2 separate regions of the Homo sapiens genome follow, and region 1 is linked to region 2. Evidence: chromatin loops called from intact Hi-C (ENCODE). Cell type or tissue: chondrocyte. All regions are shown on one strand. Links, peaks and the distances in the headings refer to the core of each region. The heading gives the core; the rest is flanking DNA.

The links. Peaks named below come from ENCODE experiments on the same cell type or tissue, not always from the same donor. Only the 100,000 strongest peaks of a DNase experiment are listed, where the experiment ranks them.
Region 1: a loop joins it to region 2, with 4 times the contacts of the local background. A loop is called at or near these places in 3 of 110 quality-filtered maps.

Annotation. Positions count from the first base shown.
Region 1 is chr6:84,239,238-84,247,251 of GRCh38, forward strand. No RefSeq gene overlaps it. Among named protein-coding and RNA genes, the nearest start is that of CEP162, 16 kb to the left of the region's middle. RefSeq lists enhancers at 4,467-5,461, 5,462-6,454. In chondrocyte, for the core only: a CTCF peak has its summit at 4,200; no DNase peak of the experiment used is centred there.
Region 2 is chr6:84,770,714-84,778,727 of GRCh38, forward strand. LOC124901494 (a long non-coding RNA gene) reads left to right here and starts at 3,093. Exons shown (of 2, transcript XR_007059927.1): 1 at 3,093-3,339. LOC124901353 (a long non-coding RNA gene) reads left to right here. Exons shown (of 2, transcript XR_007059666.1): 2 at 1-377. RefSeq lists an enhancer at 2,339-2,953 and a silencer at 4,104-4,253. In chondrocyte, for the core only: a CTCF peak has its summit at 4,177 (motif pointing left); a DNase peak (open chromatin) is centred at 4,156.

The DNA of each region.
Region 1 (8,014 bases), core at 1,479-6,478, 530 kb before region 2:
CATCAGTGATAGACTGGATAAAGAAAATGTGGCACATATACACCATGGAATACTAGGCAGCCATAAAAAAGGAAGAGTTCATGTCCTTTGCAGGGACATGGATGAAGCTGGAAACCATCATTCTCAGCAAACTAGCACAGGAACAGAAAACCAAACACCACATGTTCTCACTCATAAGTGGGAGTTGAATAATGAGAACACATGGGCACAGGGAAGGGAACATCCCACACTGGCTCCTTTTGGGGGTTAGGCGCTAGGGGAGGGATAGCATTAGGAGAAATACCTAATGTAAATGACAGGTTCATGGGTGCAGCAAACCACCATGGCACGTGTATACCTATGTAACAAATGTGCACATTCTGCACATGTATCCCAGAACTTACAGTATAATTTTAAAAATGTGGAAAAAAAGGAAGGAAATTCATACAACATGAATGAACCTTGAAAATATTATGCTACATTAAATAAATCAGTCATAAAAAGATAAATATTATATGATTCCACTTATATAGGGTACGTAGAGTCATCAAATTAATAGAGACAAAAAGTAGAATGGTGGTGGCCAGGGACTTGGGGGAGGGAGGAATGCAGAATTATTGGTAAATGGGTATGAAGTTTCAGTCTGGGAAGATGAAAAGGTTCTGGAAATGGATGGTGGTAAAAGATGTAATATGAAAAGTACTTAGTGGCACTAAACTGTATACTTAAAACTGGATAAGATGGCAATTTTATGTATTTTTATCACAATTTAGAAATATATATTTAAAGCATTTAAGGGTATAATAGAAGAAAACTTTCCTGAAATAAAGAAATATAAAGCCAAAAGAAAAAAAAAGAAAAAATCAAATGGCAAAGTGATTATGTGACTAGAGCCATATCGAACTGAGAATTATCAACTTTATCAAGTCTAACATCAAATAGGCACAGCAGAAAATCCACTCTGTTGTGGAAATGGTACAAGGCCTGAGCAGGTACAGAACATAGAAGTAATGTACTTTACCTGAATGGATGAACAAGACTCCCATAACTACCCCTTTCACACTATGCTGCTTCCTGATTCACACAGGAATTCCTCTTCCTGTTACCTCATGGGTATATCCTATGACCAACGAATGAAGGAGAAAATACCCTGGCCTGGTTCATACATGAATAAGGGTGATTTATTGATGCCAACCACAAATAGACTGTTGTCAGTCTACTGCTACACTCACAGGTATCCCTAAAGAAATGTAATACAGAGAAATTCTACCAGTGCAAAGAGCTCTAAGCAGAGCACATTTTCAGTTACTTACATGGAGATAGACATGGCCTGAGGTATTATCTATAGCATATACATAGACTACTGGGTAGTGACAAATGGCTTTGCTTCTTGTTCAGGGGCCTTGATAAAAACAAGATCAAAAGATCAAAGACAAGTGTATCTGGGGAAAGAGGCATATGGATGGATTTATGGAAGTAGGTACATAGCATGCACATTTGATATAGTTTGGCTGTGTCCCCACCCAAATCTCATTTTGAACTGCCATGTTGTGGGGGGCACCTGGTGGGAGGTGTTGAATCATGGGGCAGGTCTTTCCCGTGCTAGTTTCGTGATGGTGGATGAGTTTTGTGAGATCTGATGGTTATAAAAAGAGGAGTTTCCTTACACAAGCTCTCTTCTATTGCCTGCCACCATGTGAGATGCGCCTTTCACTTTCCATCATGATTGTGAGGCCTCCCCAGCCACATGGAACTGTAAGTCCATTAAACCTTTTTCTTTTGAAAATTTCCCAGTCTTGGGTATGTCTTTATCAGCAGCGTGAAAATGGACTAGTACAGCATTGCTATGCCTCATGTTAATGCTCACTAATGAGCACTCTAAATAAGAGGTACTTGACAACAAATAACACAGGTTAGGTTTCTCTGTGGGTGTGAGCTGTACTCTGTTTCGCTTTTACATATCTCACTGCTTGGATACTTGGTTTGTGAACAAATTTGCCACCACAGCTGGAAAAGAGGCTATTAATGGGCACAGCTCCCTAATGATGATCTAACTACTGCCCCCTGCTGAATGCCCAACTTGTCAGTAGTAGAGGCTGGTGGTGAAACCTCAATATGAAATTGTCAGAGTCCAGCCAGTCATTTCATATCAGATTAATTTTATTAGATCCTTTCCACCATGGAGATGGCAAAAATTCATCCTTGCTGGAATTAAAACCTACTATAGTAATGGATTTGCACTCCCTGCCAGTAAAGCCTCCACCATCACCACCAACTAAGGGCTTGCAGAAAGTGTTACCTATTGACATGGCATGTCTCACAACATTGTTTCTGCCCAAGTAGCTCATTTTATGGCAAAGGTGGTTCAGCAATGGGTGCATGATGATAGAATCCACTGGGATTACTAAATACCTCATCACCTGGAAGCTGATGATCTATGGTAAAATAGCCTGTGGAAGACTCATCTGAAGTTCCAGGTTGGGACAGGATGAGATACATGTATGTATTATATCAGTGGCTGATATATGGTGCTGTGTCCTTTAAGCTAGAATACATGGATTCAAGAACCAAGGGTTGGAAGTACAATTTGTCTCTTTCACCATTACTCCCAGGTGACTTATTTGTAAGGTTTGAAATCTTAGGCTTTGCTGGATTAGAGGTCCTGGTTCCCAGGAGGCAGAGCACTTCTGCCAGGTAAGAGTGCCACAGAAATGGACTATCTCTTGCTGACTATCTCTTTGGGCTCTTCATTCCAGTGATTGGACTCCTCATTCCTGGATCAGCAGGCGAAAGAAAATTAATATAGTTGAAAGTCTAGTCTATCCTTACATATGTAAAGAGCCATTGTAACTGGAGGCAGAGAGGACTATCCAGTGACTTGACTGATGCATCTGCTGGTGTTTTCATGCCAGGTAATAATGGTGAGTGGGTGGTTATGGCATCTATGATGTGATAAAGGAAAAGCAAGCCTTGAGAAAAAGGTCTGGGTTACTCTGCCAGGCAAGAAACCTTAAATCAGATGAGATGATGGCCAAGGGCAAGAGAAATCTAGCATTGGTAATGGAAGACAGAGATGATGCCTTTCAATAAAGTCTGGGGACCAGCTGTAGCAGGGGTTGTAGCTAGTTCCAGAAACCCTCCTGCAGAGATTGTGGCTGGCCAGCTCCTTAAAGGGGACTCTGAGATAGATTGAACTTAAGGAAGTGAAAAGATAGATTTGAGTAGTGCAAAGGATCTACTGCATCAGATAACACTGTGAGCATCACTTCAAATCTTCTTGGTGCCATATCTTACTGCAGTCCTTGTTTCAACAACCAATTCTTGTAGACTTTGACCAGCTTCCTGCAGGTGCAGCTGAAGACTGCCTCACTTTTAGCCAAGGTCTGAGCTTCTCCCTTCCTTGGAACTTTTCTGACATTGAAGTGTGAAATGTTCATTGAAATGCCACACATACACAAGTTGCAAGTGGTTATGTGGTAGTCAAAGTCCCAGGAGCCACCTTCACTCATGGAGAGTGGAAGCCCATGGAGAAATGATACTCTTTTCTTCATGCATTTAATTAGGGCTTCTCAAAAGATCTTTGAATCCAGCACAGGTTAGCCATAGCTGCAGTCATTTGACAATGAATTCTTGTTTCAGCTTTCTCATTTTCCCTGTTTTTATTCCCCCAATCATAGAGCTGCTCTCCGGGTCCATGTTCCCAGATAAATTCCTTGTGAGCAAGCCTTTTTGGAAGAAACTCAGGCCTAGAGAACAATCTTATTAACTAAGTTGAAACAATAAAATAATATAAAGAATTGAGGTTTTAATATGCAAGTCTGCTTTCTTACTCATAACTACCGAGACTTAGGAAGAGTAATGATTTTGTAAATTAAAATATTTGTTTCAACTTATCTAAACTCTATTATTTATTCAATTTACATTTGAGAGCAGGTAGTCATAGTAAGCTGCTATATCACTAAAATGTTCATTCTACTATGTAAATTGCACACATTATCAGAGACTTACAAGCTGTGAATAAGAGGGCTTTTAAAAAAACACTTTGGAGTAGTATGAAATTGTCCAACATTACTTCCATATTGTTGAATAATTGATGCTATTATGTTCTCAAGGTAAATAAATATGAAAAGGAGAAAGTTCTTCAATAATAAGGTAAATGGAATTTGTGGCATTATTTCTGATAGTATTTGTAATGTCAGTTTACATTTTCACCATCAGAGGTCATGAAAGGACAGTTTAGAGCAGAAAATGTGAGCTTTGTTGAAAATAAATTTAAGTTTGAAATTTAAACTGAAACTTATTCTTACAAGGCCTTTTTAAAAAAGAAGTCACAATCTACTTAATGCCATTTATAAATTAAGAAAAATAATTTTTAAGAATAAAATTATCTGGTGGATTCCAAGGACATCCGGCTAATTATTGACTTTAGTGCTCTCAATTTATATTTTAAGAGCAATTTTAAAGTGCAAAGTATTGTTGACTACTTGTCTTTCAAATATAAATATAACATTTAATTTCAGTTGGGTTTGTGGGGTCTATAATTGATAAAAGTATTCTATTTTTTTTTTAATTTATTTTTTTTTTATTGATCATTCTGGGTGTTTCTCGCAGAGGGGGATTTGGCAGGGTCATAGGACAATAGTGGAGGGAAGGTCAGCAGATAAACAAGTGAACAAAGGTCTCTGGTTTTCCTAGGCAGAGTGTGTGTGTCCCTGGGTACTTGAGATTAGGGAATGGTGATGACTCTTAACGAGCATGCTGCCTTCAAGCATCTGTTTAACAAAGCACATCTTGCACCGCCCTTAATCCATTTAACCCTGAGTGGACACAGCACATGTTTCAGAGAGCACAGGGTTGGGGGTAAGGTCATAGATCAACAGGATCCCAAGGCAGAAGAATTTTTCTTAGTACAGAACAAAATGAAAAGTCTCCCATGTCTACTTCTTTCTACACAGACACAGCAACCATCCGATTTCTCAATCTTTTCCCCACCTTTCCCCCTTTTCTATTCCACAAAACCGCCAATGTCATCATGGCCCCTTCTCAATGAGCTGTTGGGTACACCTCCCAGACGGGGTGGTGGCCGGGCAGAGGGGCTCCTCAGTTCCCAGTAGGGGCGGCCGGGCAGAGGCGCCCCTCACCTCCCGGACGGGGCGGCTGGCCGGCGGGGGGCTGACCCTCCCACCTCCCTCCTGGACGGGGTGGCTGGCCGGGCGGGGGGCTGACCCCCCCACCTCCCTCCCGGACGGGGCGGCTGGCCGGGCGGGGGGCTGACTCCCCCACCTCCCTCCCGGATGGGGCGGCTGGCCGGGCAGAGGGGCTCCTCACTTCCCAGTAAGGGTGGCCGGGCAGAGGCGCCACTCACCTCCCGGACGGGGCGGCTGGCCGGGCAGGGGGCTGACCCCCCACCTCCCTCCCGGATGGGGCGTCTCGCCTGGCGGGGGGCTGACCCCCCCACCTCCCTCCCAGACGGGGCGGCTGGCCGGCCGGGGGCTGACTCCCCCCCCTCCCTCCCGGACGGGGCAGCTGGCGGGGCAGAGGGGCTCCTCACTTCCCAGTAGGGGCGGCCGGGCAGAGGCGCCCCTCACCTCCCTGACGGGGTGGCTGGCCGGGTGGGGGGCTGACCCCCCACCTCCCTTCCGGACGGGGTGGCTGCCGGGCGGAGACGCTCCTCAGTTCCCAGACGGGGTGGCAGCTGGGCGGAGGGGCTCCTCACTTCTCAGATGGGGCGGTTGCCAGGCGGAGGGTCTCCTCACTTCTCAGACGGGGCAGCCGGGCAGAGACGCTCCTCACCTCCCAGACGGGGCGGCGGGGCAGAGGCGCTCCCCACATCTCAGACGATGGGCGGCTGGGCAGAGACGCTCCTCACTTCCTAGGTGGGATGGCGGCCGGGCAGAGACGCTCCTCACTTTCCAGACTGGGCAGCCAGGCAGAGGGGCTCCTCACATCCCAGACGATGGGCGGCCAGACAGAGACGCACCTCACTTCCCAGACGGGGTAGCGGCCGGGCAGAGGCTGCAATCTCGGCACTTTGGGGGGCCAAGGCAGGCGGCTGGGAGGTGGAGGTTGTAGCCGAGATCACGCCACTGCACTCCAGCCTGGGCACCATTGAGCACTGAGTTAACGAGACTCCGTCTGCAATCCCGGCACCTCGGGAGGCCGAGGCTGGCGGATCACTCGCGGTTAGGAGCTGGAGACCAGCCCGGCCAACACAGCGAAACCCCGTCTCCACCAAAAAAATACGAAAACCCGTCAGGCGTGGCGGCGCGCGCCTGCAATCGCAGGCACTCGGCAGGCTGAGGCAGGAGAATCAGGCAGGGAGGTTGCAGTGAGCCGAGATGGCAGCAGGACAGTTCAGAGGGAGACCGTGGAAAGAGGGACAGGGACAGGGACAGGGAGAGGGAGAGGGCAAGTATTCTATTTTTTAAAAAAGGAAAGAAACTAAGTTAAATGAAAACGTAGAAGTGCCTTGCAATATATTTGTTAGTGACATAGCGTGGACTTCATAAATTTACATCTGAGAGCCTGATGATGCAAAATGTATCTGTTATCTTATCAATAATAATAAACTACATTTAAAATATCTACTATTAATATGTATTTTGGCTAAGTCATAGGTAGCATGTATTGATTTAAAACTTCTTTTGCTCTAGATAAATTATTAGACCTGCAAAAAACCAGTAAGTTAAAATAATTTACATTTGGGTTTTAGAAACACAAAGTCATCAGTTGCCATTGCTCCTTTCTGTATATATTTAAAACCTCCTTATAAAATGATGTTTTGCATTAGCAAAAGTTGATGTTTTGCATTAACATAGTCTATGTTTTGAAAAATACTGTAGCACATGAAATGAGTGAGTCAGAAAAAGACTAATATTAACTGATTGCACTTATATGAGGTACCAAGAGTAGTCAAATTTATAGAGACAGAAAGTAAAATAGTGTTTGCCAGGGGCTGGGGATAGGAGAGAATGGGGAGTTATTATTTAATGAGTGTAGAGTTTCAGTTTTGCAAGATTTCTGGAGATTTGTTGCACAGCAATGTGAATGTACTTAACATTAGTAACTGTATACTTAAATGATTAAGATGGTAAATTTTATGTTATTCTATATGTATTTTGCCATAATTAAAAGAAACAGGGATAAAAAATACTGTGACCCATGAGTTGACATTAAACAATCAAAATCCTCTCCACTAAAGTTGGAGTGCAACGTTACCAGCATTTGTGGTCTGCCTCTGCTGCCTCTTGACGACACTGGGTCTGGCCAGCCAAAGGAGCCACCAGTGGGCAAAAGGAACCCCTGCAGGGCTGAGGCCTGGTTTAGAGAAATTATATTTGATTTATACAACGAGTTTATACTGAAATGTGGCACCATCCATCCCAAATTCCTCATTCATTCAATAGGTACAACAATAGCTTTTACATTATACCATAGCATTGTGAGAGCTAAATATTGAATGGTGCCTTGTACATAATAATGCTTAATACACGTTAGCTGTTCTTATATTGTTCTTTGTGAAGCACATCCTATGGCATACGTAGCAAACAATGATTTGATACCTATTATTATTATGGCCATTATTATGTGTACTTTTCTTCCAGCATAGAGTATAGAAAGATGTTTTTCATTTGTCTCGTAGTGCCCCGGGAAAGGGTTATCAAAACTATCAGAAAGTCTTAAAAATAATAAAAACATAACTCCATGACTAAGTAGAGGAATCTATTTTTATGGACTATTTGTTTAAACAGCCAAACCCTAGTCTTCACAAAAGTCCATGCAATTGTCCCTCCCCTCAGTTCTGTCTTCTTTTTTGAGTCAGTTCTATCTTTCTTGGTTTACTCTCTAATCTTCCTGTGGCTCTCACGTTTAAGAAGCCTCCATGAGGCTACTAGGTGCAGCCTGCTGCTATCTGATAGCATTCCCTTTACCTGCAGGGACCATGGTAAAGAGGCGGGGTTGGCAAGAAGTTGGATGAGCACCTATCAGGATCTGGAGTTTGAGAAATTTTCACCAGAGACTTTGTTATTTTAAT
Region 2 (8,014 bases), core at 1,985-6,984:
TGTGCTTTTTAATGTTCACCTCTAGTCTTCAGTGCGGGTTCCTTCTCAAATTACATAAAATGTACTTTAAGAAGCACTCACTACCTGCTACAGATGTCCAGGAAAACTGAATTATGGAAGTCGGAAACATATGGCAGTTGCCTATTGCACAAGGAAGGTACATATGAAAGTTATAAATTTCTTTCTTTAAGTCAGAATTGTAAACGCATTTTATAGGGTTCACAGTATGTATTACATCTGTAGATTTAATTTTTGAAATATATGTTTTTTGAGATATTTGTGGTTTGAGATTCTAAGATAAATAACTTATCTTGTTGTATTTTTAAAAATCAAGAAAAAAACCCTAACAAATAAAAATAAATATGTGGAGTGGCAAACATTTTTCTTTTATTTCTCAGCTTGTTATACTGAAAAGGACATCAGGCCATCTATTGGCAAATAATTACTCACAACACGGGAGGTACCTGTCAGCAGGGCGTGCTGTATATTGAATTCCCTATACGAAGAAGCAGAGATATCAATTGAGGAAAGCCAGCTTGGGGATGATATAAAAACCATCAGATTAAGATCTGGACCATGCAAATGTCAAAAACACACCAATTAAACTTGCTTTTGAGAAAAAATTCCAAGTGCTTGCTGATTTATTTTCCATCAAAATATTCAATTTATTTCATTTAACACGTTTGAAACCACATTTTGATTGCAATAATAATGTAATACTACATACTCAGTATTATCAATGGATATCAAGTACTATCAACTACCAAAACATCTTCCCTTCACCTTCAAAGTGATTAAAAAAAAATCACTCTAATTTTCTACCTGTAGCACCCTGTTATCTTTAAATTTACATTTAATTTTGTAGATTTTAAGAGTCAGAGCTCTCTTGTTTCAGTTTATTTGGAGAAATTTGTGAAGCAAGTTATCTAAATGGTCTTGGTCAAAAATGGGTTCAAACAAATAAATACCCTGAAAGTAGGCAGGTGCCTACAGGTAAGTTCGCTGTGAGTTCGCTTCAAGAAAACCATCTTTAGATTTCCATCGTGGAGGCATAGGGAAACACTCAAGATTGGTCTCCACTTTGTTGTAGAAGAATGAAACGGATTTGAGGGGAGAATAATGTAAAATTACAGCAAATGTTCCCTACCCAGGCAGAAGTTTTATTTGGTTGTGTTTTGAATTTCCCCTTTGCGATCAATCGAGTGGTCGCCAGTATTGGTTTTCTCTTCTTTCCCAGTTCCTGCTTTGCCCAGGGCTCCCCCTGGCCAGGCTTTGGATCACTTGGTCTCTGTGAGACAGTGAGGAATCGAGCGTTTCATATTATGGGTTTCCAGAAAGACGTGGGAGACGAATGAGGCGCAGAAAAACTTATCAGCTTCTTTTCCATCTGCCTCGGAAAGGTGGAAACAAGGAGAGCGCTGCAGAAATTTCTAATTTTTTTATTTTCCAAGTTTTTGTTGCTTCTTGAGCTCCTGTCCTGCCCTGTCCAGGCCATTCCACGTCCCCGTCCCCTTGTTTCCACTTATAATTAGAACTTTGTAAGGGGGCCCCAACCTGACTCCATCCGAGAGTAAGCTTAGTTCGGGATTATTAATTTTTTATGTAGCATTTATTACTTGATATTATTTAATAACAAAACTCTCAATAAAGTAAAAAGAAAGAAGTCAGTCCAGTTTCCGGGGACACCCTAAAATCCCTGGGGGCGGTTCCCACTGGTAAAATACTAAGGAATTCGTATTTCCGATGAAGTTCCAAAGCTGAAATTAAAATCCAGTCTGGGTTTCTGAAGCTCATATTGTTTTGGACAATATCTGCGTTTTCTTTCATTTAGTTTTCGTTCTTTCTGGTTTTGGTGCTTTTTCTTTTCTTTTCTTCTTTTTTTTTTTTTTTTACATTGCCGAAGACAATCTGATTTACAGTTTGACTGAGAGTTGCATTTCTGTTTAGAAGGTGAAACGTCTAAATCGCTTAGCCAAATTATTCCCCGACGGCTCCAATATTGTGCCAGAGTCCCAGAGTCAGTTATTTTTATGTCTGACTGTATTTCACATGTGCAGGGTGATAAATAAAATCCGTCTCAAGCTACAAACTATCTGAGTGTGATGAGGAACAATCGACAAAAATTAACCCAGCCAAAGCGTTGGGGTTCAAGCGAGCGACTGGACCATAAATCAGCGTCGCGGTGGCGTCGGGAAGCTGAGCGCTCGGAGGTGCACTCAGCTGCCTCTGGGTTCGCCCAGTCCGAGAGCGGGGCTCCGCCGCGGGAGCCCGGGCAGGAATCGGACTCCGCCAGGGGTTCGGAGTCTTCTGGGGAAAGGGCGTGTTGGGAGAGAAAGGCAAGCCCACGCAGGAGCGACCTCCTAATTAATTCATCATCGAGAATTCTCCAGTGGGGTGTGTGTGTGTGTGTGTGTGTGTGTGTGTGTGTGTAAAATCAAAAAAGACTTGGGAGGCAAACTTGGGTGGGAAGCACTGAGGAAGGCGAAACAATTCCCAACTTATCTGGATCCCAGACGAGTCCCTCTGATTGCTTAAGTCACTAGAAAAGGAGATTCGTCTCAGCGATTAACAATGATACCCTTTTTAAGAGAGATCAAAGAAGGCGCCTAGGGAAGCTCTACAACGCGGCTTCTTGGAGTTCTGAGGCCGCCTGCGCATTCACTTTCCAGTGTAAGCCCCCGCTCCGGAATCCCGGCTCCAGCCCAGCCCGCGCCCCCTTCCCTGGAAAGACCTGGCCGGCCGCGCCCCCGAACCCCCGAGGCGTGGGTGTCAGGCTAAGCGGGGCTGGTCCGACCGGTCGCTTCCAGCTCTCTCCACCTGTTGGAAAGCCCAGGCCCAAGAACCGCGCCAGCGGCGGCAGCACGTCACTCGGCGGCCACGGGGAGTCAGGGAGCGCGGAACGCGGGTTTCTGTTGATAAGTGCAAAGTACGGCCCTCTCGGTGCTAAGTGCACAGTAAGTGCGAAGAATAAATACATCATCTCCCGGGGCGGCTGTCTCGAAAACGCCTCTCAGCTGCCTGCGTTTCAGAGCCCGTCAAGGGTTATAGCTTAGTGTGGGCGTCCGCGCCGCGCCTGCGCCTCCGAGCGCCGGCCGAGAAGGGCGCGCAGCCACAGCCACCACATGCCACTAGCCCCGCAAGGCGCCTGACTCCTCTAAGGGGAACTCGTAATGCTCACCAAAAGCCTCAGAAACCCTGGAACCTATAAGACCGCACCACCGCGCAAACGGTGTCCCGGGCTGCGCTCCCGCACTGCACCGGCAGCCTATGAGGCGAGGCCAACCCGGAGACTGCGCGCGACGGGCGTGCGTGCGTGCGCCCGCAGATTCGCTTCAGGCGGTAGGTGTGGAGTACCTGGGCAGCTCCGGCGGGAATGGTGTTGGGGAGAAGGAGCTGTCATTCATAGTCTTCTACATATCTGAATAAAGAATTGCTTTTTAAAAATAGGTTCAGAGCCTAGTGAGTGAAAACTTAAAAGTCCCCGCGAGGAGCTCTAGTTCCCGGGCGGCGCGGCCCCGACTTTCTCGTCGGTAGCGCTCTGGCCTTGGGCGCCCGCCGCTTTGGCTATGGAGGTACAGTGGCCGCGTCCCGGGGAGCCTGGGCCTCCTTGCGGCTCCGAGCCTCCGCGGCGCCCGCGCCCCGACTCTCCGGTCCCGGCTCTCTCCAGGCCCGGCTGTCTCCGGTCCCTCACTGACTTCGCCAGCCGCACCACCCACCTCTTTCTCCCGCAGACGTAAACCCGAATACGCCCCGGCCTTGGGCCTAGGGCCTCGGCCTCGCCTGGCTCTACAGGATTCGGGGGCGGGGTAGGCCGGCAGAGCTCAGCTCGCGCCGTGGGTCCACATGTTTTTATTTCGTGACCCTGACCGCGTCCCGGCCATAACTTCCTCTGCGTTACAACGGGGATAATAATCCCCGGCCGGCCTGCCGGATGGTGGCGGGATAATATATCCCGGTGAGGGAAGGACCGAGCTTGGCAGAGACACTTAACTGTCCCACTGTGTGGCTGTTCACAGTCCGCCCAGATTTAGGGGTGGGATGGGGGGTTTTCGGGCCCCGGCCTGCTCCCCCTCTCCAGACCCCGCAGAAAGGGGTTCATGGGCAATTAGGTTCCGCTGGACTCGCCGGGCTGCGGGCGGGTGAGCGCCGCCGGGCACCGGGCGGGGGCACGTGGCGCCCTCTGGGGACCGTCCGCCGCACTGCCTGGCGTCCTGCCTGGGGAGGCGCAGCCTAGCCCAGCACCTCCCGCCGTCTCAGGCTCGGAGGAGCTCTGTACCTGGCTCCGCGCTGACCCCTCCACCTGGCTGAAGGCAGCAGCCCTGGGAGACTCTGGCACTCTGGGCCGGAGCAGGAGCTGTGCCCCATGGCAACCCAGACTGAAAGGGAAGCCCTGTCTGTTGCTCTTTGCTGCGGATTCGAGGGAGGCCGTCTCGAGTCGCTCAGAAGCGACCTAAAGAAGGCACTGGCCTCTGTGCGCCGAACCTCCACGAGATAGACTAAGTCTCCCAACCGTTTACAAAAATATGAAGCCATCTGGAAAAGCGAGCAACCACATGGATGGAGGGAAACAATTAAAAATAAAAGGTAATTAGGAGGAGGGACCTGAAAGGAATATTAACGTAAATGTTCTTTGCGCTTGAGTGTGAGATAACCCCAGATTTTATTTTATGAATTTCTGTCTAAACCTCAGAATTTTAATGGAACAAACGAACCAACCGACAAACAAAAATGCCAAGTATCCTCAAGCCCTGGCCAGCTAAGGGATATTTCCCAGTCAAGTTCCCAAGACCCATTACCGTTATCATCGCTCCATGTAGTGGTGGATGAATGAGCAACTCCTCCATTGCATTTCCATTTAAAATCCCAGGACACTCCACCTGTAACTTTCTTTGACTTCTCTCATTAGTGAAGTTATTTTTGCCCCCCCCACTTTTTTTTTTGTTTAGAAGGGCACATTTCACAAGTTTATCAGTAAATCAACTGTTTCAAACTGCCCCCATCTTGAATGATAGCTGACCAAAAAAAAAACAAAAGCAAAGTAAAGGCATATAGGGTGGTGATCTAAAGTGCTTACGGACTCTCAGTTGCATAGTTATTTCTAAGGCTTCATTTTTTACAAAATGAAACATTTTGGGGCAGTTACAGTTACATTAGTACATGTTGTGGAAATAAGCTTGCATTTAGGGAAAAATTATTAGAAACAGCTGTGATGTTAATGATTCAAAACCCAAAGTACTCAGTATGCTTAGTATCTACTTTTCATCATATTTTTTGTGTGCATCCACATAATGCATACTCTCTGTGTGTAATACAAGACACTTGTTTAATAAAGCAAACGATTGTCTGTGTCAGGGAGATTTGGTCCTCTCTGCCTCTCCCAGTCCATGTGCAGAACAGATCAAAGACCCGAAGTACCTCTGTCTTTCCAAAGGCAGCCAGATGGTGTCTTGATTTTTCTTCAGAATTTTTTTTAGCAATAGAATTCAAAGGATTAAAGAATCTGTGTGATGCTACAGATGAAAGCCCTACCCAGGTAAATTACCTTTCTTTTTAATGTCATGCATACCTTACCTTATTCCACTAAGGTTTTGAGAAGTCTCTGGAGAATACATATAATAAATATGTAAATGGTGAGTAAATGATTAAAACCGGGTAAAACTGAAATCACAATCCAGAGTCAAGATTAGAAGAAAATAAGAACTCTGATATGCATGGAAAATACTAGATAGTTGTTAAAGAGGAACTTTAAATTTGTCTCAGAGCTTCCTAGCAGCAAAAGTAAAAAGCAAAACATTACCCAATCAAAAGACAAGAAGAAATCATATCAGTTACTTACAGAAAGCAATATATTCCCTAAGGTGGTGATGATGATGATGATGATGATGATGATGACGACGATATGATATTTGCTGCAGTAGCAATAGTATGTTTAACATGCTGCTCTGTTCGGGAAACCAACTGTCCCTGCCTCACCTCAACACACACAGCTGTTCTTCCTGGGCTATTTTTACTTTGTTACATATAGATTAAAGCTGCTTCTCTATAATAGAGAGGCAGTTTGCTGTCTGAATTTTGGAATCAGACCTGGATTGAGTGCCGACTTCCTGCTCTGCTGTAACCCTTGGCAAGGCACTTCATCTCTCTCTCTCTCTCACTCTCTCTCTGAGACCCCATATTTTTATTAAAATGGAGAAAATCTATCCTATTAGCTGAAAGAGAGACTATTCTATAGCCTGACATGTCAGAAACTTTTTATAAGTGTTAGGCTATTATTGTTGTTTTAATTGTCATCAATGTACCACAAATGTTAGTTTCCTTTCTCCTTTTTCACAATTTCATAGCATTCAAGGGTACTTCTTCTTTTGGACCTCAGAGCAAAGGAGAATGCTAAAATTTGAGCTCCAAGATCTGTCAGTACAGATGAGCAAGATCTCTGAGCTCCCTCACGCTCCCTGCTTGTCTATAGTGGTTAAAGAGTGGAGCCAGTTTCTGGGAGAGAGCAGTGAGTGCTGGTAAGATGTGTCTTAGATCAGCAAGTACAGGAGTGGGCCAGTCCCTGACTGCTCTCTGTAGCAGCCCCACTCCTAGTCACCAGTGGGGATGGCAGCTAGCTGAATCACCTTAATATTGGGATAAGTCATGGCATGAATTAGTTCCAAAAGGAGGTAAGTATATCCAAAAGAAGGTAAAGAATATTATTTTGGAGTGGGAGGTTTTGCATGTCACTACAGAAAGTCAATATTCTTTTAAAGTATTCAGTACTGGGGATTTGGGGGAGCCTAAAAAAGGTCACACTCTCTTCCCACCATCCTTCCTCATCCTGCCACTTCCTGTGTAGTGCTTTTAAACTGAGTACTTGCTAAGACCCAGCAGTGGTGCCAGGTTTTATGGAGATGAGCTCTCTGTTCTGGATCTATCACCTAAGACTATCCAGGCAATTGGCCTCCAGAGAGGTCTTCTGTTTTTGTTCCTCTTCTGTCTTCCCTTCTTTCACCTGCTAAGCATCCACTAAACTCTTACCCTTCTCTTCCTGCAAAAACTTGTGGGTTGATAATAGATTAACTATCAATCCAGTGTATCTAAGACCCTATATTATATTTCCCAAGGTTAGCTGTATCTTAGAAAAGTATGGAGAAGTATATGTGCATGTTTGATGTATTCTAGTAGATTGTAAGCTTCCTAAGGTCAGAAACCTCATGATGTTTATGTACTGATTGGCCAAATCTAGAACAGCAGATAATTTGTTTCAGCTTGATGCAGCCCCATGACTAAACTTCCAAGAAGCCACATGACATAGCAGGGAGGACAAGGACTTGGAGTCAGAAGAGGGTGCCCGAGGCTTGTTGGCTCTGTCACTGGCTCTATGAATTTGAGTAACTACTCAACATGCTGAGCTTCTGCCTGAAGTATTTAGACAGGATGATCCCAGTGGTGACACATAGCACCAACATTTTATGGTCCTGAATCCACTTTATAGCTGAGAGTGACTTCATCTTTCTCTGAATTAACTGCCATGGCATTTTCTGTCTTCCTCTTTTAAGGGATATAGCACTCCTACCTTGTATTATAGTGATTGCAAACTATTTCTTATCTTCTCTGTTAGGCATAAGCCCCATGAGTTCAGGACAGGTGTCTACATCAGTGTTTCCAAAAGAGCCAGCTCCATGTTTTGCACAACTGTGCTCAATAAGTAGTTTTGAGTGAATAAAATCTGACCCTTTATAACATACACTAATTTGATTTAAAAAGAGGGCAATGGCTGGGCACAGTGGCTCTCACCTGTAATCCCAGCACTTTGAGAGCCTGAGGCAGAAAGATTGCTTGAGCCCAGGAGTTGGAGATCAGCCTGGGCTACATAGTGAGACCCTGTCTCTGTTTTTTCAAAAAATAGCTGGTTGTGGTGGCATGCATTTGTAGTTTCAACTACTCGGAAGGCTGAGGTGGGAGGATCGCTTGAGCCGAGGAAGTTGAGGCTGCAGTGAACCATGATTGCACCAATGCACTTCATCCTGTG